2 separate regions of the Homo sapiens genome follow, and region 1 is linked to region 2. A link is an interaction called in ENCODE POLR2A ChIA-PET data of the cell type or tissue named here. Cell type or tissue: CD4-positive, alpha-beta T cell. All regions are shown on one strand. Each heading gives the region's core, and the rest is flanking DNA. Links, peaks and the distances in the headings are about the cores only.

The links. Peaks named below come from ENCODE experiments on the same cell type or tissue, not always from the same donor. Only the 100,000 strongest peaks of a DNase experiment are listed, where the experiment ranks them.
Region 1: POLR2A ChIA-PET joins it to region 2 with 6 read pairs; 2 of 35 experiments call an interaction of 5 or more read pairs at or near these places.

The regions. Positions count from the first base shown.
Region 1 is chrY:13,360,740-13,376,197 of GRCh38, forward strand. It overlaps UTY (ubiquitously transcribed tetratricopeptide repeat containing, Y-linked), which reads right to left. Exons shown (of 30, transcript NM_001258249.2): 9 at 8,517-8,610; 10 at 5,528-5,654. Among named protein-coding and RNA genes, the nearest start is that of MIR12120, 110 kb to the right of the region's middle. In CD4-positive, alpha-beta T cell, for the core only: no CTCF peak of the experiment used is centred there; a DNase peak (open chromatin) is centred at 7,302.
Region 2 is chrY:12,874,076-12,889,533 of GRCh38, forward strand. No RefSeq gene overlaps it. Among named protein-coding and RNA genes, the nearest start is that of DDX3Y, 23 kb to the right of the region's middle. In CD4-positive, alpha-beta T cell, for the core only: no CTCF peak of the experiment used is centred there; no DNase peak of the experiment used is centred there.

The sequences.
Region 1 (15,458 bases), core at 5,700-9,699, 490 kb after region 2:
GAGCTAGTACGTTATATTAATAAACTTTTCTGAAACTATTGAAGATTTCTTCAATACTATAATATTGAGGGTTAAACATAAAGCTCTCTATTTACACAAGTTTGAACGCAGGCTTCCTACATTATAAGAACAGAGTTAAATCTAAAGAGAAAAGTACCTTTGATAATGACTTTTATATTAGGATTTAATAGTCCCCTTCCACTTAGTAACACTCAGAACAATCATTCTTTGTTATCTGTGTGATTTGTTTAAAAAAGTAAATCTATTGTAAAAATGATCAACATGTAATTCTCTACATATAAAGTTTTTAACTTTATATTCTTTATGATGGAGGAATTCTATGTGTGTGCATATGTTACCAAGAAGCCATCTGTATAATTTCACTTTATTATGACATTAAATGATACAAAACAGCAAAAACCCTACAATATCTTTACTGGTACAGGTACTATAGGTTGATCACTCAATCTCTTCTAACTTATGTATCCCAAACAGCTGGGAACCACAGATTAAAACAGAAAACATGAGAAGAGGCATTTCGTATAGGTTTGAAAAATATGTGCAAATATTACTCAACCTACAAATGGAAATTTTTAAATCTAGGCTATCAACTTGAGATATGTATTTTAAAGGGCAAGTAATATGATTAAAATGAAAATAAACGTGTACCGACAAAACCATATTAGACACTGGTAAAGAACTATAGGGGAAATAACAGAAATGGCAAGACAGAAAAAGATGGGGAAAAATAATCAAACTTAAGGATTAATAAAGACTTGATGATGTGATTAGAGAGTAGGGGTTGGGGGGGCAATTGTTATAAGCCTGGTTCACTGGGAAAACAGCAGTTATCATTTAAAAATGAACAAAAGAAAACACACACACAAATCAGGAAAGTTGCTAAAGAACACCATGAAGAAGGTTTTTAAAAATGCTAATTTAGATGTGATGTGAGGACTTTGGTAATGTTCAGTAAAAACAACCAGATGTGGTACCGAATTATAAGCTAACTTAAAGTCAGAGATTTTAATTTGGAATTTACTCATATGAGAGAGTGATTTAAGAACACAGGATGCATGTAAGAGAGGTGTAGAAACATGTCTACAGAATGAGTCATTAATGGGCTGGGAAATACAAGAAATGCCAGTAACTGAAACAGAGATATTTAGAGGATGCATACAAACTGTTGTGGGGGAGGGGAGTTGTTGATAAGAAGATACTTAATGACAATGTAACAGCGACAGACACCAGAAAGAATGTGAATATGAATAGAAAAGAAAGAAATTTTCTTAAAACCAATTTCAGATTATCAGACAAATCTGGCTAATACTGGAAGAAATAAGCAGTATTTTCTCAGACCAACATTTTCCAATTCCATTTACAAAAAGTGCAAACTAGAAAGCCAATGCACTGAAACACAGGTCTGAGTCCAGTCACCAAAAACTTTCCCTTTAATGCAACATGTCTAGGCTCCTCTGTGGTAATCTAGAGTAATACAAAAAGCACAGGGTATATTTGAGTTGCAACTCTTTCTCTGATAATAATTACATGTCACCTTGAGGAAAACATTTTATTCCTCTGGACTTACTTCCTACATCTATAAAATGAAAGAGTGAACAAAGGTATTCCCCTAATCTCTTCCAAATTTAACATTACACACAGTTCTGTGACTCCAGGAGACTATTTTAAGTGAGGCAATAACCAGTGTCATTACAAATGTATTACTACATCCCCATTTCACTTTGATATGTACAATCCAATTGAAAAGCTAAATAAATATTCAACACAGCCCTAAATAATGACAAATTATCAGATGCCTATGTGTTTTACTAACACCCAATGTCCTTATGCAGAGCTTTAATAACTTTTAAAGTATAACTTTTAACACATCATTTTTTCAGCACAAATCACATTAGAAGCATTAAATCAGAAGGCAGTAGATGAGACTGAAAAAGGTAAAAGCAAAGAAAAAATTTTCCATGAAACCAAAGCAGGTTAATTACCTTCATCTGAGAAGTCAAGAAAGTTTTCTGTGAAAATTTTAGCTAAAAACATTAAAACCAAACCACACCCCAATGCCTTAAATTCATATGACTCAGGGAAAGCCCTTTGTCAATACTACTTTCCTTACAGAGCTATAAAAGTATATTATTGAAACTAATTTTACTTCCTTTTTTTTTTTTGACATAGAGTCTCACTCTGTTGCCCAGGCTGGAGTGCAATGGCAAGATCTCAGCTCACTGTAACCTCTGCCCCTGGGTTCAGGTGATTCTCCCGCCTCAGCCTCCCAAGCAGCTGGGACTACAGGCATGCACCACCACGCCCAGCTAATTTTTGTATTTTTAGTAGAGACAGTGTTTCACCATATTGGCCAGGCTGGTCTCCAACTACTGGCCTCATGATCCACCCGCCTCGGCCTCCCTAAGTGCTGGGATTACAGGTGTGAGCTACTGCACCTGGCCTTCATTTTGTTTTTTTGAGACAGGTCTCACTTTGTCACCCAGGCTGGTGTGTAGTGGCATGATCACACCTCACTGCAGCCAGCCTCCTTCCTCACAACCTCAGCCTTCCCAGTAGCTGAGACTATAGGCGGGCACCACCACACCCAGCTAATTTTGGTATTTTGGGTACAGACAGGGTTTCGCTATTTTGCCCAGGATGGTATTTGACTTCTGAATTCAAGCATTCCAGCCTCTTTGGCCTCCCAAAGTGCTAGGATTATAGACATGAGCCTGAAACTGTAATCTTAAGCATCTTTCATTACATTATCTTATAAAATGCTACAAGAAGTAAACAATAACAACTATCCTTTACAATAATGAGATATTCCAGTACTATAACAAAACATGCAACGAATCTTATTCTTGAAAAAAAAAGCAAAAAATGTCCTGGTTCACAGTCTTTCTATTTATAGTAAAAAGAACTGCTCAAATATAATAAAACTTAAGGCCACAGACCAATGTTTACACCTGCTCCGTTTGGTAATTAACCTCTTTTAATGTTACTGTATTAAGGCAAAAGCTAACAGTATATAACAGTGCCGGCTCTAAGCCTAAATCCTACTTAGTTCACTTGCTCTATTTAGTAACAAAACTATTGCATTGAGTAATAAAGCCAGGTTGCTCAAAACACTTTGTTGTGCAATGCAGATACAAAAAAGATTCAGCTTCTCCTGAACTTGAGTGGTGGGTCAAGTCAAAGTTTGGAACTCTCAAGTTTTGTATTACTAGCAACCCAAGGTCAAATATTTTATAAACCCTAGAGTTCTTCATTACAAAAACTTTACCACAAAGCATTAACTTCATTTTTATTATTTATCATTAACAGAAGACCAATATTTTTAATAAGGAATAATCCTAACAATAGTCTCCCTTTAATATAAATATGCTTTCCTTTCAAAAAAAAAAACATTGTACACAAAGTTAACAGAAAAACTAAATTTGAACATGTCTGCATGTCAAAGTTACACAAAATGAGCTACCCTATGTAAAAAAAAAAAAAACCAAAATTTACCACTGAAACAAATCAGAGCAATTAAATTAAGATATAACCTTGTTTTGAAAAGGTGCCTGACAGTTATAATTGAATCCTCTCAAGAGTTAAGAAAAATTGAGATGTCAAGTAGTTTATTTATTTTTTTAATTTTTGAGATGGAGTCTCTATCTCCTAGTTTGAAGTGTAGTGACATGATTTTGGCTCACTGCGGCCTCTGTCTCCTGTGTTCAAGAGATTCTCCTGCCTCAGTCTCCAGAGCAGCTGGTATTATAGTCGCCTGCTCACCACACCCACCTAATTTTTGTATTTTTAGTAGAGATGAGGTTTCATCAAATTATCCGCCCACCTTGGCCTCCCAAAGTGCTGGGATTACAGGCATGAACCACTATACCTGGCCTCAAGCAGTTTTAAATGGACTATCAATGATTCCACAGTTAACAGCAAAGCCAGGATTTAAAACCCAGGTTTCTGAGTCTTCAATCCATTGATCTTTGCAACACACTAAATTACAATCTAGTGATTTAAAAAAACATGTACATGTACAAATATGTATTCTATCAGACACATAAATATTATACCAGTAGGTATAATTCAGACAGTCAACATTCAAAGTAAGAAAAATATGGAGAAAAAATGTCTGGGTTACCAAAAATTTTTTATGTTCCTACCATAACGAACAATAATAACTTATGCATTTCCTCTAGAATTTCCACTAGCACTGTAATTTGAGAGCTATGATTAATAAAAATATTTCCATATTAATATAAAAAATCACCAGCCAAGATTATAAACAGCAAATTTCTACTGATGACTGACAGATAAAATTAAAACTTGGGGTTTTGCTGAATATTTTTTAAAACGCTAGATATCAAAGGAAATACAATTTAAATACTAAATTGAAAACTATTGGTGATTATTATGTGATGGTACCCTTTAAAACCCTTTTAAGACTCTTTAAAAGCTAGCAATAACTGTACTCAGATTAAGAAAATGTGATGGTGATATCACAACTCTACTAAACACAAAAATCATCCGAGCGTGGTGGCACACCCCTGTAGTCCTAGCTACTCAGGAGGCTGAGGCACAAGAATCACTTAAGCCCGGGAGGCAGAAGTTGCAGTGAGCCGAGATCATGCCACTGCATTCCAGCCTGGGCAACAGAGCAAGACTGTGTCTCAAAAAAAAAAAAAAAAAAGAAAAGAAAAACATGAAAACAAAATGTAGTAAGTAAAAGAAGAGTACCTCAATAAGAGCAACTAAATTCAAAGCTATCTATTTTTACCTCCTAGGAACTTTTTATTTTCTAAGCACATAATATAATTATATTTTAATGTGAAATAAAAAATATAATTATTTTAATTAGGGGGATATTTAAATTATATTTTAAACATTAATTATATTGTAATAAAAATGTAATTATATCTTAATTTTAATTAAATTACGATTATAACAGCAGTAAATAACCACAACAAAACTTCAAGTTTATATGGGAAAAGCAAAATAAAATGTAGGTTCGAAGAGCTATAGGAGTAGTATACAGTGGATACCACAGATTTTGTTTAATAATTAGATTAATAACTACAGCTACACAGACAACTGAAAGACTAATTGGGAACTAATTAATTAATTAATTTATTTATTTATTTTGAGACAGAGTCTTGCTCTGTCACCTAGGCTGGAGTGCAAGGGTGTGATCTCAGCTCACTGCAACCTCTGCCTCCGGGCTCACGCCATTCTCCTTTCTCAGCCTCCTGAATAGCTGGGACTATAGGCACCCACCAACACGCCCGGCTAATTGTTTGTATTTTTAGTAGAGATGGAGTTTTACCATGTTAGCCAGGATGGCCTCGATCTCCTGACCTTGTGATCCACCCGCCTCGGCCTCCCAAAGTGCTGGGATTATAGGCGTGAGCCACCCCGCCCAGCCGGGAGTTTATTTTTAAAATTTCACTTCTCAGATTACATTTTATAAAATCTACAAATGATTTTACATTACAAATAAACTCTAGATAGCACGAGTATTTCATCTCACCTTCCAAGAAAATACCACGATTGGCCAGAATTAGGATCTGCCTCCAAAGACTTTTGGAGATACTGAATAGCATAGCTTTCCTTTGTGGCTTTGTCTCCTACTAGATCCATATTATGATGCATCCAACCTATAATTAAGAAGTTATAAGCATTTACCCATCATTCTACTTCTTCAGTTTCAAGAAAATCATGCAGGAAACAGCAAATTACTTTTTCAGTAATTTATTCATGTAACTTAGATCACATTTTCCCAAAATTTAAAACTACCAAAGTTTAGAGAAGTTTATTTCACACAAAATGATACAATCAAAGCTAAAAAGGGATCTTAAAGCACACACAGATAACTAAATGATTTTAGGAACTGGATTGACATGGAGATGACAAATCAAATTCTCTTTTATAAATTTAGTTTGGAAAAAAATGCAAGTTATAAATTTTAAGTATAAAATTGATAAATTTACTGTCCTTTAAAGGTTACCATGCAGTGAGAGAAATTCAAAAACAACTTTCAACCCCATGCTTACATCCAAAGAATAAAAAAATGCTTATGTAATCAAAGATAATTCATTTACATTCCTTCTGCTGCTGTTGTTGAGACGGAGTCTCGCTCTATCGCCCAGGATGGAGTGGAGTGGCACAACCTCAGTTCACTACAATCTCTGCATCCTATGTTCAAGAGATTTTTCTGTCTCAGCCCCTCAAGTAGTTGGGATTACAGGAATGGGACACCATGCCTGGCTAATTTTTGCATTTTTATTAGTGACGGCATTTCACCATGTTGGGTAGGCTGGTCACAAACTCCTGGCCTCAAGTTATCTGAACACCTCCGCCTCTCAACAATGTACTGGGATTACAGGCAGGAGCCACCACACCCATTTATATTCTTTTTAATAGCTGCTTTCGGACTTTTACCTAAAATATAATCCTTTATAAAATCTCAAAATAATACAAAGTAACACTTTAAACAACTTACAAAAGGCCTCATACATTACTGACATTATTTATTTATAATAATAACATTATTAATGTCACAGCATTAGATAAACAATCACAACAAAACTTCTAGGCTATATGGAAAAAGCAAAATGAAAACTAGGTTCAAAGAGCCATAAGAGTGGTACACAGTGTGTGCCGCAGATTTTTGTTTAATAAATAGATTATGAACTACAGCTACATAAACAATTGAAATCTAATAGATAATATATGCTAAATGCTCAAGTCAAATCAAAAACAGTCTGTCAGCTGTGACTTAATTCAAGTGTATAAAATTAGCTTTCCAAAAGCATCTAAGCAAAACTCTGCCCAATTGCTTTTGAAATTGTGGATAAAACAGTGACAGAAAAAAAATTTATATTACCACCAACTTGAGTAAAAGTTAGGATTTTATTTGCTTAGACCAAAGCCAAAAAATAACTGTACTGAAGGACTACCAACAAACATTAACCCAAATAGCAAATACAATCAAGATAAATAAGCAACGAAATTAATTACTGGGGAGGGGACTTGCTATATTCTATATGATAACATATTATTTTATACTACTTTCAAACACTAGATTACCTTATCTTCAATATGAGAATGTAACAGATTTTTGACAAGAAAACCCACTAAGATGTTCTATAAATTTTAGGTGAAATGTTTCCATTGATCATGTATCAATACAACTATAAAGCAAGTTTAGTATCCACTTACCAGCTGTGTGATAATCTTAATCTAATTTACTTAAGTCAAACCTCATCCTGTCGTCAAGCAGTAGGGGAAGTCCAGAATCCAATACTAGCTGCAGTAAGCACTATCTTTTTTTTTTTTTTTTTTTTTGAGACGGAGTCTCGCTCTGTCGCCCAGGCTGGAGTGCGGTGGCGCGATTTCGGCTGACTGCAAGCTCCGCCTCCCAGGTTCACGCCAGTCTCCTGCCTCAGCCTCCCGAGTAGCTGGGACTACAGGTGCCCGCCACAATGCCTGGCTATTTTTTTTTTTTTTTTTTTTTACTAGAGATGGTGTTTCGCCGTGTTAGACAGGACAGTCTCCATTTCCTGACCTCGTGATCCGCCTGCCTTGGCTCCCAAAGTGCTGGGATTACAGGCGTGAGCCACTGCGCCCGGCCTTGTTTTTTTTCTTTGTTTGTTTGTTCTGAGACAGAGTCTCGTTCTGTTTCCCAGGCTGGAGTGCAGTGGCGCAATCTCGGCTGACTGCAGCCTCTGCCTCCTGGGTTTAGGTGATTCTCCTGCCTCAGCCCCCCATGTAGCTGGGATTACAAATGCACGCCACCACGCCTGGCTAATTTTTGTATTTTAGTAGAGAGGGGGTTTCACCATGTTGGTCAGGCTGGTCTCAAACTCCTGACCGTAAGTGATCTGACCATGCTGGACCCCGACAGTGCTGGGACCTGGCCAGCACTAAGGACTATCTTTATACAGATGGTGAGAAGGAGTGTGCTTGATACTATGTTTATCAACAATGAAAATACACTTAGAAAACATTTATACAGTAGTCCCCCATTACCTTCATTTTTGCTTTCTATGGTTTCAGTCTCCCAGTGCCAAAAAATATTTAATGGAAAAATCTCAGAAATAAAATATAAGTTTTAAATTGCATGCCACTCTGGGTAGCATGATGAAAACTCAAACTACTACAGCTACTCCTACTCTCTCTAGTGTATCCACACTGTCTATGCTACCCACACAGTAGTCACTTAGTAGTCATCTTAGCTACAAGATTAGAAAAACATAATAAAATACAGGGTTTGGAACTATCGGCAGCTTCCAGAGTATCATGGAACATATAACTCCGGTAAAACAGGGAACTACTGTAATAAAATTATTTATTTAAAATTTTACCTCAAAATAATACGTAATAATTAAATGTCACATTTAGTCTTAACCCATAGACTTCTAAATGAAAACAAATGTCTAAGCAGAGGGAAAAAAATTGAACCTCAAAAGGCAAATCTCTTCAAATTAATGTAATGTATAATAAAAGTTTTCATGTACCTAACTGTTGCAATACAGTTGCTTTTACTTGTGCAGGAAGGTTTTCTGTCTGCAAAAGTTGTTCATATGCCTCCTTTGCAGAATGATACTTCCTCTAAAGAGCAAAGGAAAAAGAATATTTAGAGAAAAATAAATATTAAAATAAAAATACTCTTGATTTTAACAATATATACATGGCCATACTTAACTTATAAGTAACAAATAATAAATCAATACGTAATGATGAATATTAAAAATTATAAATGTGATAATAAAAAATAAAGTAATATTACAATATTATTAAAATAGCTAGCAATGAAGATTTACATACTAATAATGTTTAAGAAGTTTCTAGTACCATAAAAAAGTAACAAAGTAAAAATTGCTAATATTTTAACTGAATATTTATTTTGCCCAGGCCAGCCATGTTTCAGATTACAGCAAAAAAACTAACATTAAATATAACAAGGTGTAACCAAATATTCCAACATTTAAAAAAAATCTGTATCTCAAATGCCACAAAAAAACTGCAACCTCTAACTTCATTTAAGTAACATTCATAAAGCTACAGGAGTATTCTATCAGAAAATGCAGTATTAGCCTAGAAATACTTTCAAAGAGAACAGTAATTTGTTAATAGATCAAGTACCACTATTCTTTACAAACTACTGCTCTTAGCAAAAAGTACAGAATCAAAACAGTGCTTAAAATTTAAATTCAAAATTTAAAATATACAGTTCTGGAAAATACTCTTTAGAAATATTTATAATTTTAAAGACATTACATTTTCCATAGATATAAAGTAACTGTTTGTAATATTTAAGGTTATAAGCAATTTTCTAAGTAAAACCATTTGCACAGCTCTACCTCACAAAGTACTAATACAACTAAAACCTATTATTGTTACAGTTATAAAGTTAAACTCAACTCCTCCAAACTAAAATAAAACCAATAAATATTGAATCTGAAATATACATAGCAAAACCATGCTAAACAATGCAGTAAGAAAGTGGCTTGTACTTATAATCTCAGCTGCCTAAGCAGCTTTAACATTTTAAAAATAAAATAACAAAATGATAGAGTGCCACTTCAAGAGCTACTAATGATTGTAACAAATTGGCAGAGCAATATAACTAAATCAATGCTGTGTAAACTGGGACTGAAAATAAATGTAACCAAAACTGACAGAGAAAACAGTGAGAGGTAAACAACACTATTTTTCTCTCTTTCTCTTTCTCTCACACACACATGCAAATAGCAAAACTGACCAAAACCAGGTGAAAGCAAAAGTCACAAGTAATGAAAAATGAAGTAAAATATAAGCACTTAAATTCATAAAAAACACATTTTCAAATAGGGCACTAGAGATCACTGGGGAGTATCAGAAGGAAAGAAAATACAGAGTAAAACATTCAAAATATTTTAACTGCAAAAAATTACAATTAAAAATGGCTAACCATCTCAATGCAAAAAAGCAGGGGCAGAGGGCATGACAAAATGTATCACTTTTTCATGATTAAACAGAAAAAATTGGCTTGGCGAGGTGGCATATGTCTGTCATCCCAGCACTTTGAAAGGCCGAGGTGGGTGGATCGCTTCAGCCCAGGAGTTCAAGACCAGTCTGACCAACATGGTGAGACCCCATCTCTACAAAAAAGTATAAAAATTAACCGGGCATAGTGTCACACACCTGTAATCTTGTAATCTCAGCTACTCAGGAGGGTTAGGAAGGAGAAGTGCTTGAACCTGGGAGGTGGAGGCTGCAGGGAGCCAAGATTGAGTCACTGCACTTCAGCCGAGCGACAGAATGAGAGCCTGTCTCCAAAACACAACAATACAAAAACCCAAACCTCAAAAATTATAAATGGAAGGGAGATTCTTCAATGTAAGAAAGGCCATATGTGATAAGCCCTCCAAAAATGTCAGTGAAAACACTGACAGCTCTTCCCGTAATATCAAGAACTACAAAGGAAACCAAAATCACATTTCTACTCAACTTAGTAATGAAAGTTCTAGCTAAGCAATTAGACAAGAAATAAAATGCATTCAAGTCAGAAAAGCAAGTAAGCTCATTTTCCTGAGATGATATGATCTATTAAAAAATTATTAAGCATACACAACCACACACACACACACACACACATGCACACACAGCAAAGTTGCCAGATTCAAAATCAACATTCAAAAATTAGTTGTACTTTAGTCCCTCCTTATCTGCAGTTTCACTTTCCATGGTTTCAGTTACCCACATGCAAATGAAGTCCAAAAATAGTAAATAAAAAAAATCCAGAAATAAAACAATTTGTAAGTTGTAAACCATGTGCTGTTCTTAGTAGCATTATCAAATCTCACAACATTCATGCCACTGGGAACTAAGTCATCACTTTTTCCAGCGTACCTGCATTATATATATGTACCCACCCTGTACATGCTTCTAAGTCTCTTACTTAGTTGCTATCTTGATTATCAGCTTGAAAACCGTGATCCATATATAGTGTCCAGTACTATTTGAGTTTTCAGGTAACCTAAGGAAAAGTCTTGAAATTGTCTCCCACAAGTAAAGCTGATGGAGAAGTTGTAGGGGTATGGGGATGAGAAGGATTACTGTACACTAACCATAGCAATTAACAATTTGAAAAGAAAATTAAGAAAACAATTCTATTAACAGGATTAAAAAGAAAAAAATTTTGAAGGAACAAGTGTACCAAAAGTGAAATATCTGTACACTGAAAACTACAAAAAATGCTAAAAGAAATTAAAGACACAAATGAATGACAGACATTCTGTGTTCATGAACTGAAATTCCTGATACTTTTGCAATGACAGCACTTTCCAAAGCAGTTTACGGATGTAAAACAATCCCTATGAAAACTGCATACTGATTTGCAGAAAATGAAAAACTCATCCTAAAATTCACATTGCAAAGGGCCAAAAACAGCCAAATAACTGTTGAAAAAATGAAGTGAAGAATTTGCACATTCAAAGTTCATACAGACTAAAACATGATAGTAAATGAAACAATACGGTATTGGTATAACAATAAAAGAGAGCCCAGAAATAAAATGCCCACACAGATGGCAAACTGATTTTCACCAGAGGTGCCAAAACATGTCAATGGAAAATAGTGTTCTAAACAAATGGTGCTTGAAAAATTCAATATCCACATTGAAAATAATGAAAATTGGTCCTTATTTTATACTACATATAAAAAATTAACTGAAAATGAATCAAAGCCCTAAATGTAAGGCTTGAATAGTAAAACTCTTAAAAAAAATTGCATGATGTCTTCACATCTTGGATTTCACAGTGATGTCTTAAACCTGACACTAAAAACATAGGTAACAAAAAGAAAAACTCGACTTCTCCAAAATTAAAACTTCTGTACATCAAAGGACACTATCAAAATAGTGAAAACAGCAAAGTGGGACAAAATATATGCAAATCATGTATTTGGCAATGGGATTAATATTCAGAATATATTTAGAACTCCTACAATTTGACAACCAAACCCCTCACAACCAATTCAAAAAAGGGCAAAGGATTTGAATAGACATTTCTCCAAGAAGCTATACATGTGGCCAATAAGCACATGAAAGGATGCTCAAAACCATTAGTTTAAGGGTACTCTAAATCAAACAATAATGAAATATCACTTCACAATCACCAGGATGAAGGCCGTGGAGAAATTTGAACCCTTGTGTATTGCCATTAAGAATGGTACAAATACTGTGCAAAACAGCTTGGTGGTTCCTTAAAATACTAAACAAAATTATATTTCTCAGCAATTCCACTAGATACATACCCAAATGAAAACAAAGACTCACATAAATACTTGTACACCGCTGTGTATAGCAGTATTATTCACAATTGCCAAAATATGGAAATAATTCAGCCGTTCATTTACAGATGAACTGCTAAGCAAAAATATAAATGTGAATGAGTATAACAAAATATTGTTCAGGCACAAAAAATAATGAAGTGAGAATGTGAATGAACCCTGAAGATTCAAAGCTAAGTAAAATAAGCAAGACACAAAAAGATAAATACTGTATGATCCATTTGTGTGATGTATCCCAACACAGACAAATTCAAAGACATAAAGCAAAGGATATCACGAGCTGAAGTCAGAAGAAAATGAAGACTTATTAAGTACAGATTTTGTATTACGAATGATAAAAAAAGTTATGGAAACAAACAGTGGCAATAGTTACACAATACTGTGAATGTACTTAATGCTACTAAAATGGCACACTTAAAAGCACATAAAATATGCCTTAGGAGGTTGAGGCAAGAGGATTTCCTTAGGCCAGGAGTTTGAGGCCTGCGTGTGCCACATAACAAGACCCCATCTTTACAAAAATGTTTTAAAAACCAGATGGGCATGGTGGCACGTGCCTATAGTCTTAAAGGTAAAAGAAGAAAAAAATAGTAAATGTCAAGGGATGTTTATTTCACTAGTTATAAAACAAACCAAAAAACAAAAAACAAGAAATACAGTCAGTATAGCATGCTGCTTTATGAAAAGGTTTATACATAAACCTATACATAGATTTGAGCCCAGGCTGGTCTCGAACTCCTGGCCTCAAGCAATCCTCTTGCTTCAGCCTCTGAAAGCACATTTTATTATTTTTAAGTGTACCATTTAAGTACATTCACAGTGTTGTGTAACCATCATCACTATTTTCAAAGCCTTTTCACCACTTGAAATACAAAATCTGTCACTTTACTAACTCCCCATTCTCTTCTGACTGCAGCCCCTGGTAACCTTTACTTTAGATCTTTAAATTTGTCTATTCTGTATATTTCATATAGGTAGATCACAGCATTTGTCCTTTTCTGCCTGGCTTTTTATTTTTATTTTTTGAGAGCTCATTGCAACCTCCACCTCCAGGGTTCAAGACAGTCTCCTGCCTCAGCCTCCTGAGTAGCTGGGATTACAGGGCACATGCCATTACCACCAGCTAATTTTTGTATTTTTAGTAGAGATGGGGTTTCACCATGTTGGCCAGGATGGTCTTGATCTCTTAACCTCATGATCCGCCCGCCTCGGCCTCCCAAAGTGCTGGGATTACAGGTGTGAGCCACCGTGCCCAGCCCAGCTTATTTCACTTAGTCTTTAAAACAAAACAAAACAAAATACATTCTTATATCCTCAATACCCTAAATTCTGAAAATTTTTAGAGAAATTAGTATATAAAAGTGTTCTCATTAGCAAAGCGGTTTGGGAACTATGACAGAAAACAGTAAAACTTTTGTTTTAGCTTTTTATATTTATTTTAAGCCACAAAAATATATCCACTGAAAATATTAAAATAAAGAATAACCATAAACATTTAAAAAACATCTTCATCCAAATGACATGGTGCCCCCACTCCATATCCCCAAGCAATTCTTGAGTTAGTAATACTTAAGACTCATCTTATGCACCAGTCCTAGAATCAGCCACTTCTCCAAGGAGCACTAGTTCCTTTTACTAGAGAATAGTATTAGTAACAAAGATCCGGGCAGTAGGTGTGCTTGCTAATAGTGTGGCATCACTGCTTCAGTTCATCTTGGCTGACAGAACAAGGATATACAGATATATATATAGCTATCTATATAAAAATACATTAATCCAAACATGAGTTCATACTGATATCACCAGATATAATCCATTTCCCATAGTTCATTCTACTATCCCCCAATGGGGTATTTGTAGACTCCTACCTCAACAGGGAATAAACTGCTCCCAAGAATACCATTCGTTTTCTTATTTGCAGAATTTCTTATTTTCCTATTTCATCTTCTCATTTCTTTTTCTCCTCCTCTATTTTTCTGTTATTTTCTATTTCTTATTTCACTGTCTTATTTGTAGAATGCCAGTATGTTATAGTTTTTGAATTTCTAAAATTTATCCCCATAACAACTTTCCCACTAACAGCACAATTCTTAGGCATAAGATTGTTTTATTTTGTTTAAACGTAGTTTCATTTCCAAAGATCAGTAGATTTCTCCCATTACTCTCTTCAAAGAGATGATGTGATACATTTATAACAAAATTTATTTGGATACAGTCTATGTTCCATTCTGGAATTTCCTGACCTCACATTATTTTTTTAAATTTTATATACATTAAAGGTTCATTCTTTAGGCTCTAAAGTCAGTTGCTTGTCTTAAATAAGTAAGCTAATGTATCCAAGATAATGTCATATATCCAACAATAGAGCAGCATGCAAAATGATTTGATTATTCTAACATAGCCTGGGGGCTTCATCTAATTATCACTCCTCTCTAAACTCCCTGAAAACACCTGATCTCATTACTATCCTTACAGTTTTTACAAAATGGCAAATAAATAGATTAACAAAGTATGGTGTCTTTTTGTAATGGCTTCTTTAACTTAACAATGTGTATTTAAGATTCAATTTTGTTGGTACGTGAATTCATAGTTCATTCCTTTGCAATATTTAGTAATATTAAATAGTATGTATTAGCACAGTTTTACACACTCACCTAGTGAAATGTATCTTGGTAGTTTCCATTATGCAGCAGTTAGGAATAAGCATTCATACACAGATTTTTGTTAGGAAAGAGACTTTCAAGTCAGTTTGGAAAACGTGCAGAAGGACTTGAGTAATACGTAAAGTCTGTATTTAGTATTATAAGAAACTGTCTTTCAAAATGACTGTTTCAATTTGCATTACCAAAAGCAATGGATTATTTATTTATGTTACTGTGTAACTTACCAGACATAATATTGTTAGGCTCTTAAAAATTTAGACTTTCTAACAGTTGTATGCTAATAGTACTAACTTATTTTTTGTTTTAACATGAATTTACCTAGTAACATCTTTTCATGTTATGTGCAATCTGAGTATCTTCTTCAATGTGTTTCTCTTCATATATTTTCACCATTTTAAATATTTTCTTATTATTACTACTGTTGGGTTTTACAAGTTTCTTGTATCATTCTACAAAGCCCTT
Region 2 (15,458 bases), core at 5,141-9,140:
AGTTCCACAGGATGTACAGTAAGCATAGCGACTTCTGCCTCAGGAAACTTAAAATCATGGCAGAAGGCAAAGTGAAACAGGTGCATCTCACATGGCTGGACCAGGAGCAAGAGACTGGGAAGTTGCCACACTCTTTTCAAAAGCAGATCTCACGGCCAGGTGCAGTGGCTCACACCTGTAATCCCAGCACTTTGGGAGGCTGAGCCAGGTGGATCACGAGATCAGGAGTTCAAGACCGGCCTGGGCAACATGGTGAAAACCTGTCTCTGCTAAAAATACAAAAATTAGCCAGGCGTGGTGGCACATGCCTGTAGTCCCAGCTACTTGGGAGGCTGAGGCAGGAGAATTGCTTGAACCCAGGAGGCGGAGGTTGCAGTGAGCCAAGATTGCGCCACTGCATTGCAGGTTGGGCAACAGAGCGAAACTTCATCTAAAAAAAAAAAAAAGAAAGAAAGAAACAAAACAAAACCAAGAAAACCAGAGATCTCATAAGAGAAACTGCCATCATGATCCAGTCACCTCCCACCATGTCGCACCTCCAACATTGGGGATTACAATTCAACTTGAGATTTGGGGAATAGACACAGATCCAATCTCTCTCTTTCTCTTTCTCTCTCTCTCTCTCTCTCTCTCTCTCTCTCTCGGTCTCTCTCCCACACTCTCTCTGTCTTGCTCTCTCTCTCTCACACACAGACACACACACATAGCATGCACACACACACACACACACACACACACACACACACCCCTATAGAAACTTCAATTACAGAACAAGTTTCAATGGTTAATGCTAGTAATCCCAGCACTCTAAAAGGCTCACTTGAGCCCCAGGAGTTTGAGACCAGCTTGGGCAACACACCAAGACCCTATATCTATTTTTTTAAAAAAAAGAAAGAAAAAGAAGAAAGAAAATAAATTTTATAAATATGAAAAAGAATAATTATGCTGTTATAGGTCAAAATGCTAGTGATCCCTGGGATTAATAACTGGAAGAGTAGCCAGAGGGGGTCTTTTGGAGTTCTGGTTGTGTCACATTTCTGGCTCATGGGTGCTGGTTTCAAAGAGGTGTTTACTCTGAAAATTTGTAGAGCTATGTGTTTGTGATTTGTTCACTTTTTTGCATTGACAGTATTATGTCTATGAAATTTACATTAAAATAAAAATGCATACCTACAAAATAATGGCTGTTTTGGAAGTACTTATGAAAATAAGTATATATAAATGATTGCTTACCTATATGGGACAAGGAAGTGGAAGTGGAAAATGGAGATAAGAGAAAACAAACCCACAAGGTGCCAGGTGTGCACAAGTCATGATAATATTTCATTAACAGGAGAGTGTTATTAAGAATCTCTGCACCTGATAACAAAAGAAAAAGAAATAGAGAGAGGAGGAAAGGAAGGAAGAATGAGAAAAGCTAAACTCTGCTTTTCTCTCTCAGAGAGACTCACTGTAGAACTTTATTTGTGTGTGTGTGTTTTTTTTTTTTGAGATTGAATTTACTAAGAGATTAGTGATTCCCCCACCTACACATCCCAGGAAGAAACCTAGTGATTGCTTAGAAGTGCACAAGACCATGAGGGAGTCTGGCCTGTCTAACATTGGCTACTCCGGTCAATAGCTTTGTCTGCCTCAAAAACTTCATGGTGGGGAAAGTTGCAATCTAATAAAAATCTAGGGAAACAGCATTTGACGAGTTAAAACTAAACTGATATGTACTTTAAAGAGCCTTCAATTTTTTTTTACCAGAGTAGTTTTCACACTTTAGTTACATGAGGATCACCTGAAAAGTCTGATAAAGAACCAAGTGCTGCCTGCTGTCCTCCCATATTTTCCATGATACTGTATGTCTAGGATAGAAAATAAGAATTTGCATTTCTAAATTCTCAGTGATGCTATATAGTGCCACATTTTAAGAACCATCACTATATTGCCTTCAAAAATTAAAAGAGAAGAGATGAAGCAAAGTTGTTGGTCATTTCTGATTAGTAATTCTTGTTCTTTGGAACCTGCCCCAAGTTCCGGCAGGCTGATGCCCCTCAACTAAGTAACATAGGCTGAGAAACAGAACCAATCCCTTGGTTTTAGCAGGAATAGTGCAAAGGAAAATTAGAAAATTTTGAATTGTGAGGCTGGCAATAGCTCACATATTACTCTGGATATCCATTTCACTCTTCATTCGGCTCAAGAGGTGATGGTTTGAGCTTTCAGGTAAGAAATTGGAACTGCAGCCCAGTTCATTTTCAGTGGTAGTCTCAGGGAAACATGAGAGTCAAAGAAAGCAGTTCCCTCAGTAATTATATTCTGATCCTATTCAAAGAAAGAATATAGCATAGAAGATCAGCAAAGAGTCTAGATCATCACTCCACAAACTTTTTCACACTGCAGCATACTCAGGAAATGGTAATATTTGTACATCTCACTGGAGTAAATTGCAAAGGATATGTCAGGGTCTATGAAGGACTGCCTAAAATAAAGTGAATGATACAGTTTTATTTTTGTTATGTAGTTATGCTAATAAAATGTTGGAAAAGATATTAAGTATCAAACTGGTATAAAACTTGCAAAAGAAGCTATTATAAAATATACAATCATTAGCTTTTCAAAAGCTGCTCAACATAACTCAGCACTAGAGAAATGCAAATAGCCAGGTGTGATGGCTCACACTTGTAATCACAGCACTTTGCAGGGCTGAGGCAGCAGGATCACCTGAGGTCAGGAGTTCGAGATCAGCTTGGACAACATGGTGAAAATCTTTCCCTACTAAAAATACAAAAATTAGGACAGGTGCGGTGGCTCACCCAGCACTTTGGGAGGTCAAGGTGGGCAGGTCATGAGGTAAGGAGATCGAGACCATCTGGGCTAACATGGTGAAACTCAGTCTCTGCTAAAAGTACAAAAAATTAGCTAGGTGTGGTGGCACATGCCTGTAGTCCCAGCTACTCAGGAGGCTGAGGCGGGAGAATCACTTGAACCTGGGAGGTGGAGGTTGCAGTGAGCCGAGATTATGCCACTGCACTGCAGCCTGGGTAACAGAGAAAGACTCTGTCTTACAAAAAAGAAAAGAAAATTAGCTAGGTGCGGTGGCACGCAGCTGTAATCCCAGAGAAGCTGAGGCAGAATTGCTTTAACCTAGGAGGTGGAGGTTGCAGTGAGCCAGGATCATGCTGCTGCACTCCAGCCTGGGCAACAAGAACAAAACTCTGTCTAAAAAAAAAAAAAAAAAAAAAAAAAAAAAAAAAAAAAAAAAAAAAAGAGAAGCGCTAATAAAACCACAATAATATACCAGTTTACATCTCCATTAAGACAGGTATTATCAAAACAATGAAAAATAAGTGCTGGGAAGGATATAGAGAAATAAGAAAGAGTCATGTACTATTGGTGAAAAATGTAAACTGGTGCAGGTGCTATGGAAAACAGCATGATAATGTCTCAGAAAAATTAAAAATACAATTACCATATGATCCAGCAATTTCACTTCTGGATATATATACCTGAAAGAATTGAAAGCAGGCACTTGAAGAGATACTTCATAGCGCATTATGTCACAGTAGCCTAAATGTAGAAGCAATCCAAGTGGCCATGTCAGAAGAATGGATAAACAAAATATAGTATAGCATACATTAGAACATTATTCAGCCTTAACAAGGAAGGAAAATCTGACACATACTACATCACGCAACAGCCTTGGTAACATTAGGCTAAGTAAAACAAGCCAGTCACAAAAAGACAAATACTGCAGGTTTTCACATATGTGAAGTACATAGGGGAGTCAAAATCATAAGAGATAGAAAGTAGGAGACAGAATGCCAAGGACTAAGTGAGAGGTTAATATTGTACAGAGTTAGTGTTTAATGTGTACAGAGTTTCAGTTTGGGTGATGAAAAATTTCTGGAAATAGATAGTGGTGATCATTGCATAACAATGTGAATGTCTTTAATGCCACTGAATTATACACTTTAAATGATTCAAATGGTCAATTTTATGCAGTTTTACCACCACTTAACAAACATATACCTCTCCCTCCCCCTCCCCCTGCCCCTCTCCCTCTCCCTCTCCCCACAGTCTCCCTCTCCCTCTCTTTCCACAGTCTCCCTCTGATGCCGAGCCAAAGCTGGACTGTACTGCTGCCATCTCGGCTCACTGCACCCTCCCTGCCTGATTCTCCTGCCTCAGCCTGCTGAGTGCCTGCGATTGCAGGCGCGCGCCGCCACGCCTGACTGGTTTTCGTATTTTTTTGGTGGAAACGGGGTTTTGCTGTGTTGGCCAGCCTGGTCTCCAGCTCCTAACCGCGAGTGATCCGCCAGCCTCGGCCTCCCGAGGTGCCGGGATGGCAGACGGAGTCTGGTTCACTCAGTGCTCAATGGTGCCCAGGCTGGAGTGCAGTGGCGTGATCTCGGCTCGCTACAACCTCCACCTCCCAGCAGCCTGCCTTGGCCTCCCAAAGTGCCGAGATTGCAGCCTCTGCCCGGCCCCCACCCCGTCTAGGAAGTGAGGAGCCTCTCCGCCTGGCCGCCCATCATCTGGGATGTGAGGAGCCCCTCTGCCTGGCTGCCCAGTCTGGAAAGTGAGGAGCGTCTCTGCCAGGCCGCCCATCGTCTGAGATGTGAGGAGCGCCTCTGCCCTGCCATCCCGTCTGGGATGTGATGAGCGTCTCTGCCCGGCCGCCCCGTCTGAGAAGTGAGGAGACCCTCTGCCTGGCAACCGCCCCGTCTGAGAAGTGAGGAGCCCCTCCGCCCGGCAGCCACACCGTCTGAGAAGTGAGGAGCGTCTCCGCCCGGCAGCCACCCACTCCGGGAGGGAGGTGGTGGGGTCAGCCCCCCGCCCGGCAGCCGCCCCGTCCCGGAGGGAGGTGGGGGGGTCAGCCCCCGCCCGGCCAGCCGCCCTGTCCTGGAGGTGAGGGGAGCCTCTGCCCGGCCGCCCCTCCTGGGAAGTGAGGAGCCCCTCTGCCCGGCCACCACCCCGTCTGGGAGGTGTACTCAACAGCTCATTGAGAACGGGCCATGATGACAATGGCGGTTTTGTGGAATCGAAAGCGGGGAAAGGTGGGGAAAGATTGAGAAATCGGATGGTTGCCGTGTCTGTGTAGAAAGAGGTAGACATGGGAGACTTTTCATTTTGTTCTGTGCTAAGAAAAATTCTTCTGCCTTGGGATCCTGTTGATCTGTGACCTTACCCCCAACCCTGTGCTCTCTGAAACATGTGCTGTGTCCACTCAGGGTTGAATGGATTAAGGATCGTGCAAGATGTGCTTTGTTAAACAGATGCTTGAAGGCAGCATGCTCATTAAGAGTCATCACCGCTCCCTAATCTCAAGTACCCAGGGACACAAACACTGCGGAAGGCCGCAGGGTCATCTGCCTAGGAAAACCAGAGACCTTTGTTCACTTGTTTATCTGCTGACCTTCCCTCCACTATTGTCCTGTGACCCTGCCAAATCCCCCTTTGCGAGAAACACTCAAGAATGATCAATAAAAAAATAAAAATAAAAAATAAAAAACAAACAAACAAACATATAATGATCAGTATTTTATGACACAACTATAATATATTCCCAGCACATAGTGATGACATTCTCTTTGGGAAGCTCAGGTCTAGATATCACACATCCAGACAGCAAAAATTTGGGAATGTCCAGCTTGTCAAGAACACGAGACAAATTTGGCTAAAAGAACTCTGCCTGTGGTTCACCATTGAGGGAGAAAATCAAAGCTCTGCAGATATTGTGTCCTGGCTGATACGAAGTATTCTTTCAGGCTGAAGTACTCCTGGGCCCTCATTCTACATTTGCTGTTTGACTTCAGGTTAATTATCACTTAGTAAATCAGAAAACTAAATCGTAAGTCTCAGGCTTACATAACAGCCTCCAAGTTTCTTTGAGAAAGCTTTCTTTAGGGTCCTAGTCCTATGTCTCCACTTCCTGCTGTGCAATGGATAGTCACCTGCAGGAATTTAAGGGAGAACAGAATCTCTTGCAAAAAGTATCAGGAATTCCTTTGCCATTTATTTGCCACAAATTTTCTCATGATTTTTTCTTTCTGATTCGGAGTCTTGCTCTGTTGCCAGGCTGGAGTGCAATGGTGTCATCTCGGCTCACTGCAACCTCTGTCCCCAGCCCCGGGTTCAGGTGATCCTCCTATCCACTTTAGCTTTCTCAGACTCTGATACCAGTCTCCTGAAACTCCAAACTGCAAGAATCACATTTCAGGACTCTCCAAGTGATCTGCTGTATGTGTGTACTCATCTTAAGCCTACTTTTTTTTGTCTCAACTACTACTGAAACAATCTGATATGAATATAACCTGACAATATTCCTTAATATAGTTTGGATATTTTTTCCTGCCAAATCTCATGTTGAGATGTAATCCATAATGTTAGAGGTGGGGCCTGATGGGAAATGATTGATTCATGAATGATTTAGCACTATCCTCTTGGTGGTGTCCTTATGATAATGATTTCTCATGAGATCTGGTTGTGTAAAACTTTGTGGCACCCTCTCTCAACTTCTTTTACTGCCACTCTCACCATGTGATGTGCCTACTCCCGCTTCATCTTCTGCCATGAGTAAAACTTCCCTGAGGTTCAAACTAGAGTGAGTAGATACCATTGACATGATTGCACAGCTGCAGAACTCTGAGCCAATTAAATATCTTTTCTTGGCCTGGCCCCGGTGGCTCATGCCTGTAATCCTATAATCCCAGTACTTCAGGAGGCCTAGGTGGGTGGATCACGAGGTCAGGAGTTTGAGACCAGCCTGACCAACATGGTGAAACCTGTCTCCACTAAAAATACAAAAATTAGCCAGGCATGGTGGTGTGCACCTGTAATTCCAGCTACTTGGGAGGCTGAAGCAGAAAAATCGCTTAAACCTGGGAGGCAGAGATTGCAGTGAGCCGAGATCATGCCACTGCACTCCAGCCTCAGCGACACAGCAAGACTCCATCACACACACACACACACACACATCTCTTTTCTTCACAAATTACTGAGCCTCAGGCATTCTTTTATAGCAATGCAAAAATGGCCTAATACAGAAAAGTAACTGTACTTTTCTGTATTACTGTACTTTACTGTAGCCAGCTGTAACACAATAGTATTTGTGTATCTAAACATAGAAAAGATACAGCATGCTGGGCACAGTGGCTTATGCCTGTAATCCCAGCAATTTGGGAGGCTGAGGCTGGCGGATCACAAGGTCAGGAGATCGAGACCATCCTGGCCAACATGGTGAAACCCCGTGCTATTAAAAATACAAAATTTAGCTGGGTGTGGCGGCATGCACCTGTAATTCTAGCTGCTCAGGAGGCTGAAGCAGGAGAATCGCTTGAACCCAAGACGAGGAGATTGCAGTGAGCTGAGATTGAACCACTGTATTCCAGTCTGGGTGACAGAGTGAGATTCCATCTTAAAAAAAAAAAAAAAGGAAAAGATACAGTAAAAATATGGTATTATAATATGATGTGGGATCCACTGTTGACCAAAATGTCATTATGCAGTGCATGACTATATCTCCTGGAAGTGGAATCATATATTTGCCTACACATGGAATAATACACTGTGTCTTTGTGACTGGCTTATTTCACTTAGCATAATATCATCAAGGTTCATCTGTGCTATGGCATAGTGCAGAATTTCCCTCCTTTTTAAGGCTAAGTTAAGGCTGGTTCTATTGTGCATATACTATATTTTGCTATCTATTCATCAATAAACATTTGGATTGCTTCCACATTTTAGTTATTGTGAATAATGCTGCTGTGAACACTAGTGTATACAACTATTTCATCAAGATTCTGCTTTTAATTGTTTAAGTATATATCCAGAAGAGGAACTGCTGGAGCAAATTGTAATTTTATTTTTTTTTTTTTGAGGAATCACTATATTGTTTTCCATAATGGCTTTACCATTTTACCCAACAATGCACAAAATTTCAATTTCTCCACATTCTCACCAACACTTATTTTCTGTTTTTATTTTATATTATAGTAGCTATTGTAATACATGTGAAGAAATAGCTCATTGTAGTTTTATTTCCATTTCATTAATAGTGATGCTGAGTACCTGTTTATGTGCCTATTGGCCATTTTTATATCTTTTTGAAGAAAGCTCTCTTCAAGCCCTTCATTCTGGGGGGTGCCTTATTTTAATTTTTATTTTTTTGGAGATTGGGTTTTGCTCTGTCGCTGAAGCTGGAGTGCAGTGGCATGATCATGGCTCACTGCAGCCTCAGACTCCTGGGCTCAGGTGATTCTCTTGACTCAGCCTCCCCAGTAGCTGTGACTATAGGCATGTGCCACCACATCCAGCTACTTTTTAAATTTTTTATAGGGATAGGGTCTCACTGTGTTACCGAGTCTGCTCTTGAACTCCTGAACTCAAGCAATCTCCAGCCTCGACCTCCCAAAGCACTGGGATTACAGGCATGAGACACCATTGCCTGTGCCTATAGTGTCATATCCAAGAAATCATTGCCACATCCAATGTCGTGAAGCTCTGCCCTATGTTTTCTTCTAAAAGTTTTATAGTTAGATCTTATGTTTAGATCTTTGATTCATTTTAAGTTAATTTTTGCATGCAACATTTGTTAAGTTCCAACTTCACTTTTTTGCAGATTTCCAGTTTCTCCAGTGCTTTTTTGAAAATGCCGTTACTTCCCATTGAATAATGTTGTCAAAAATTATCTAACTATTTATGTGAAGGTTTATTTCTAGGCTTTCTATTCCATTGGCTCATATGTCTGTCTTATGCCAGTACCATGTTGTTTTGATTACTAAAGCTTTGTAGAAAGTTTTGAAATCAGGAAGTGTGAGTCCTTCAGTTTTGTTCTTTTTCCGGATTGTGTTGGCTACTATTCAGCATCCCTTGCATTTTATATGAATTTTAATATTAGTTTTTCCATATTTACAAAAGAAAGTTATTGAGATTTTTATACGGATCACACTGAATCTGTAGATCTTTGGGTAGTATTAACACCTTCATAGAACTAAGTCTTACAATTTATGAATGTAAGATATGTTCCCATTTATTTATGTCTGCTTTAACTTCTTTCATCAATGTTTCATAGTTTTCCCCGAATAAGTCCTTCATCTTCTTGGTTGAGTTACTACCTAAATAAAATACTTAAATATTTTAAATATGTAAGTAATTAGTATATAAAATACCTAAGTATTTTAAATACCTAAGTAGTTAGTATATAAAATACCTAAGTAGTTAGTATTAAATATTAAAATACCTAAATATCTTAAATACCTAAGTATTTTATTTAGCTATTAAAATTAATGAAATAAAATAGTATTTTATTTTATTCTAATGTTTGTGGACTTGTTTTTGTAATTTTCTTTTCAAATTATTCATTGTTACTATATAGAAATCCAACTAATTTTTTGTATGAACTTAGTGTGTGTTGCTTTGCTGAATTTAATTATTAGCTCTAACAGTGCTTTTGTGGAGTCATTAGGTCTTTTTTTACGTATAAGATACCATCTGGAAAATAGAGATCATTTTACTTTTTTCTCCCAAATTGGATGCCTTATTATTTATTTCTTTATTTTTATTTATTTAATTAACTTTTGGAGGCACATTCTCACTGTGTTGCCCAGGCTGGAGTGTAGTGATGTGATTACACCTCACTGCAGCCCCAGCCTCCTCCGGCTCAGGTGATCCTCCCATCTGAGGATTTTGTACTTTTTGTAGAGACGACATTTTTACCATGTTGCCGGGGCTGGTCTCAAAATCCTGGGCTCAAGCGATCCTCCTTTCTCAGCCTCCCTAAGTACTGGGATTACAGGTGTGAGCCACTGTACCCAACATATTTATTATTATTATTATTGAACTAACTGCTGTAACTAAGTGCCTTAAGAGGGCATCCTTGCCTCGATTCACGTATTAGAGGAAACACTTTCACTCCTTCACCATTGAATATTATGTTTGCTGTGTGTTTTTCATATAGGGCTTTTATTATGTTGAGGTAGTTTTCTTCTCTTCCTCAGTGGTTGAATGTTTTTATCATGAAAGGGAAATGAATTCTTTACAATGCTTTTTTGTGCATCCATTGAAATGATCATGGATTTCCCCACCTTGTTCTGTTAATCTAGTGAAATACCTTAAACTCCTTTTATCTTTGCAACTTTCATTTTAGGTTCAAGGGGGTACATGTGGATGTTTGTTGCATGGGTAAATTGCCTGTTGTTGGGGTTCGCTGTATACATTATTTTGTCACTCAATTAATAGGCATAGTAGCTGATAGGTAGTTTCTTGATCCTGACTCTCCACTCACCTTCCACCCCCAAGTAGGTCTTGGTGTCTGTTGTTACCTCCTTTGTATCCCTGTGTACTCAATGTTTAGCTCTCACTTGTAAGTGAGAACTTGTGGCTTCTTGCTTTCTGTTTTTGCATTAATTCACTTAAGATTATGTCTGCCAGCTCCATCCATTTGCTGCAAAAAACACAACTTCAGTCTTTTTGACAGCTGCATAGTATTCTATGCTGTAAATGTATCATATTTTCTTTATCCAATTCACTGTGGATGGGCACCTAGGTTGATTCCATGTCTTTGCCACTGTGAATAGTGCTGTGATGAACATACATGTGCATGTGTCTTTTTGGTAGAATGATTTATTTTCACTGGGATATATACCAGTAATGGGATTGCTACCCTAGTTTTCACGTGTTGAAACATCCTGGCATTCTAAAAATGAATCCCTTTTGGTTATGGGTACAGTGTATAACCCTTTTGAAATGCTGATTTTGATTTGCTGGTATTCTATTGAGGATTTTTGCATTAATGTTTATAAGATATTAATGTGTAGTTTTCCTTTCTGGTAGTGTCCTTATAATCTGGTTTTGATATCAGGGTAGTGTCGACCTCATAGAATGAACTAGAAAGTTTCTTTCCCTTCAGTTTTTGGAAAAAGCTTGAAACACATTGGTATTATTCTTTCAGTGTTTCCTAGGATTTGTGCAGGAAGCCATCGGGTCTGGAGTTTTTCTTTGTCAAAATATTTTTGATTACTGATTTGATCTTCTTACCTCATTATAGATCTATCCAGACTTTCTATTTCTTTGTGGCTTAGTTTTGGGAAATTTTGTTTCTAGAAATTTTTTATTTGATTTAGGTTATCCAATTTGTTGGCAAAGGTTGTTTATAATACTCACATAATCATTTCAATTTCCGTAAAATCAGTATTAAAGTCCTTATTTTGATTTCTAATTTTAGGCATTTGGGACTTTTCTCTTGTTTACTTAGTCTTATTATCTAAAGATTTGTCCATTTCTTTCATCTTTTCAGAGAACCAGCTTTTTGTTTCCTTGATTTTCCTCTATTGTTGGGTAGAGTATTCTGCATGTCTTTTGGATCTACTTGTTTATTGTGTTGTTCTCTATTTTCTTATTTATCTTTTCTCTGGTTCTATAACTTATTGAGAGTGTAGTATTAAAGTCTCCAACTATTATTGCAGAATTATCTATTTCTCCTTCAATTTTCTGTTTCTGCCTCATGTATTTTGAAGATATGTCATTAGGTAAAAAAATATTTATTAACATTTATAATTGTTATGTCTTCTTCCTCTATGGAGTCTTTCCTTAAAATATGATGTCCTTCTTTATCTTTTATAGCCTTTTTTATTTAAAATCTGTTTTGTCTGATATTAGTACATTGCTTTGTGGTCTAACTGCATCTCTGCTCTTACTTGATCACTTATTTCTTTTTTTCTCCTCAGACTTCTCAGGGATGAAGGTTACTATTCCTTGGAACATTTTTTTCTTCCTATTAATATATTTCAATCTACGTGTGTTTTTGGATCTAAAGTGAGTTTCTGTAGATAGCACCTGGTTAACCATATTTTTTGTCCATTCAGCAATCTCTCCCTTTTAATTGGAGAGTTTAATCTGTTTATGTTTAAAGTAATTACTAATAAGAAAGACTTACCTCTGTCATTTTGCTACTTGTTTCACATATGCATTATAGCTTTTTTTGGCCCTAATTTTCTACATTAGTGTTTATTTTTATGATGTTATTTTTTATAATAAAATGTTTAAATTCCATTCTAATTTGTTCTTGTACATATTCCTTAACTATTTTCTTTGTGGTTAACATCCTAAAGTATGGTAACATTCCAAAGTTATAATACTCATTTAAATTTATACCAGCTTCACATGAAAAACATACAAAAACTGCCTCTTTATAATGTGTCCCACCCATTTTCATTGATGTCATAAAACCACATCTTTATATACTTTGTGCCTCAAAATGTAAACCTAACAATTTTTAAAAATTTATTAGTGTCTTAAATTATGTAGAAAACAAAACGTAAACTTACTAGCAAAAGTTACAAAAATACTAGCACTTATTCTTACAATTGCTTTTTAAAAAATGTAAAATATAAATTAAAAATGGAGTTACATATGGTTGTTGCAATAATACTAGCTGTTATAATTAGACATGTATTTACCTTTAATGAGCTCTTTACTTCTTCATAAGGCTTCAAGTTGTTGTCTAGCATCCTTTCTTTTTACTCTGCCTGACTCCCATGTCACCCAGACTGTTGTGCAGTGGCACAATCATGTCTCATGGCAACCTTGACCTCCCAGGCTCAAGTAATCCTCCCACTTCAGCATCCTGAGTAGCTGGGACTACAGGGGCATGCCACCATGCCTGGCTAATTTTTTTCTATTTTGTAGAAACAGGATTTCACTGCATTGCCAGGGCTAGTCTCAAACCCCTGGACTCAAATGATCCACCTGCCTCATATTCCCAAAGTGCCAGCACTACAGGTGTGAGCCACAATGCCCAATCTCCTTCTCACTTTTAGAGGACAGTTTTCCAAACAAGGGCTTCTTGGTTGACATTGTCTTTCTTTTAGCACTTTGAATATTTAAATCCACTGCCTTCTCGCCTCCAAAATTTCTGATCAGAAATCTGCTAATAATCTTACTGAAGATCACTTCTGCGTGATGAATCACTTCTCTCTTGCTGCCTCCAAGGTTCTTTTTTTTGTCTTTGAGTTTCAAATTTGATTGTAATGTGTTTTGGTGAAGTTTTCTTTAAATTAATCTTTTTTGAAATGTTTGAGTTCCTTGGATATTTATACTCGTGTTTCTCATGAAATTTAGGAAGTTTTCAATCATTATTTCTTCAAGTATTCATTCAGTTTCCTTTTCTATCCCTTCTTTTTTTGGACACTCTCACAATATTTATGTTTTTATGCTTGATTTGCATCCCTTAGGCCCTGTTCACTTTTCTTAACTCTTTTGTCTTTACTACAATAAAATATTGGAAAAAACTAACAGCAAGAAATTGAATTATCATTATAACAGACACTTGAGGCTTGTAACTTGATAATGCTTTTTTGTCTCCCACCAAATGAGTAACCCATTTCCCATTTTGTCAGTTCTGTGTGACATGCTTGCTCATATTCTCATCCTTCTTCTACCTATTGCATTTTCACCTGAGATATCAAGCTAAGTCCTAGCCTTAGCTTCTCTCTGCCCTAATTAACCCTGTATACAACACTGACAGATAATCTAAATGCAGCATTTCCTCCTGTCAGTCCTTTGCTCAGAATTCTTCACATACTTCTCACTGCTTACAATATTAAGTTCTTACACACTATACTACATTGTAAGCATGAGCCGAACATTCCAAGTTTTGTTTTCCACTAGTTTTTTAGACATTCTTCCAAGTAAAACATTGAAAGTGTCTTCATTAGGTCAAGGGTTCAATGTCTTGTCTACCACATTATATTTCCAGCCCCTAGGAATGTGTTGTGGATTCTCCATTTCCTTCTTTCTTTCCTTCCTTCCTCCCTCCCTCCTTCCCTTCCTTCCCTCCCTCCCTCTCTTTCTCCCTGTCTCCTTCCCTTTTTTCCCTCATTCCCTCCCTTTCTTTCTCCCTCCTTTCTTCCCTTCCTTCCTTCCTTCTTTCCTTTTTCTCTCCTTTCTTTCTTTCTGTCTCTCTTTCTCTCTTCCTTTTGACACAGTCCTGCTGTGTTGCCAAGGCTGGAGTGCAGTAATGGAATCATAGTTCATTGTAGCCTCAAATTCCTGAGCTTAAGGGATGCTGCAGTCTCAGCCTCCTGAGTAGCTGAGACTTCAGGTGTGTGTCAACAAGCCCTGCTAATTTTCTTTTGTTTTTCTTTTAAGAAATGGAACTTGCTACGTTGATCTAAAACTTCTGGCCTTAAGCAATCCTTTCACCTCAGTCTTCTGAGTTGCTGGGCTTACAGGTCAGAGCCACAGGACCCAGGTGTGTTGTGGATTTTTAATGATTGCATGTTAAGTTGATAAAATCAACTATCCTTCTAAATTCCATGTCTATTGTTTTCTTATTTATTTATTTATTTCTCACTCTGTTGCCTAGACTGGAGTGTAGTGGCACAATCTCAGCTCACTGTGATCTTCACCTCCCCGGTTCCAGCGATTCTCGTGCCTCAGCCTGCTGAGTGAGTAGCTGGGACTACAGGCGTGTGCCACTACACCCAGCTAATTTTTGTATTTTTAGTAGAGATGGGGTTTCACCATGTTGGCCAAGCTGGTCTTGAACTCCTGACCTCAAGTGATCCACCCATCTCAGCCTGCCCAAAGTGCTGGGATTACAAGTGTGAGCCACCGCACCCGGCCCTGGCCATTGTTTTCAAAACTAACTGTTTCCAAAATGCCTTCACCATTCTTGTCAAATTTCTGCACATCTCAGTGTCTTCTCCTTCCTCTCCACTGCCACCATTTTAAAACTAATCTTTCTCATTCTCCTTGATAACCTGAATCCTTCTGGTGTTTTTAGGTTTGACTAAAATCTTAACAACTGTAAAGACTTTTCTAGCTTCCCAGTGAATTGATATATCCTCCTCCTTTGAAAAGCTGTAATTTCTACTATACATTTCTTACATTTACAAAGGTAAATAAGATGCAGGTTTCACTATAAAACTGTTTGCAGTCTAGATGACATTTACCACATATATCCTCATATTATTTTAAGTATTATTTTTGCTTATACATCTTGTTTTTTCAGTTTTATGATGGAAAAGCAATTTTTAAACTTATTGGTTTCTCCTCTACCATAATGTTTATAAAAATCTTTTTGTTGCTTGCAACAGTAATCTGAATTAATTTTCTACCACAAAGATAAACAAATTTCTCATTATGTCATGAAATAGTTCTCATTATCTTTATTGTATAAAGGGGAAAGCTGAAGAAGGAATGGTGCAATAAATTGTTGCAGACTATTAGTGAATCATTGATGCTTTTCTTCATACAAATGTACTTTATTTTTAATTTTACTTAAAATGTAGATTGGTTTGGAAATAAAGATAGATATAATTTTTTTTTCTTTTTTTAAATTATATTTTAAGTTCTGGGATACATGTGCAGAACACACAGGTTTGTTACACAGGTATACATGTGCTATGGTCTTTTGCTGCACCCATCAACCTGTCATCTACATTAGGTATTTCTCCTAATGCTCTCCC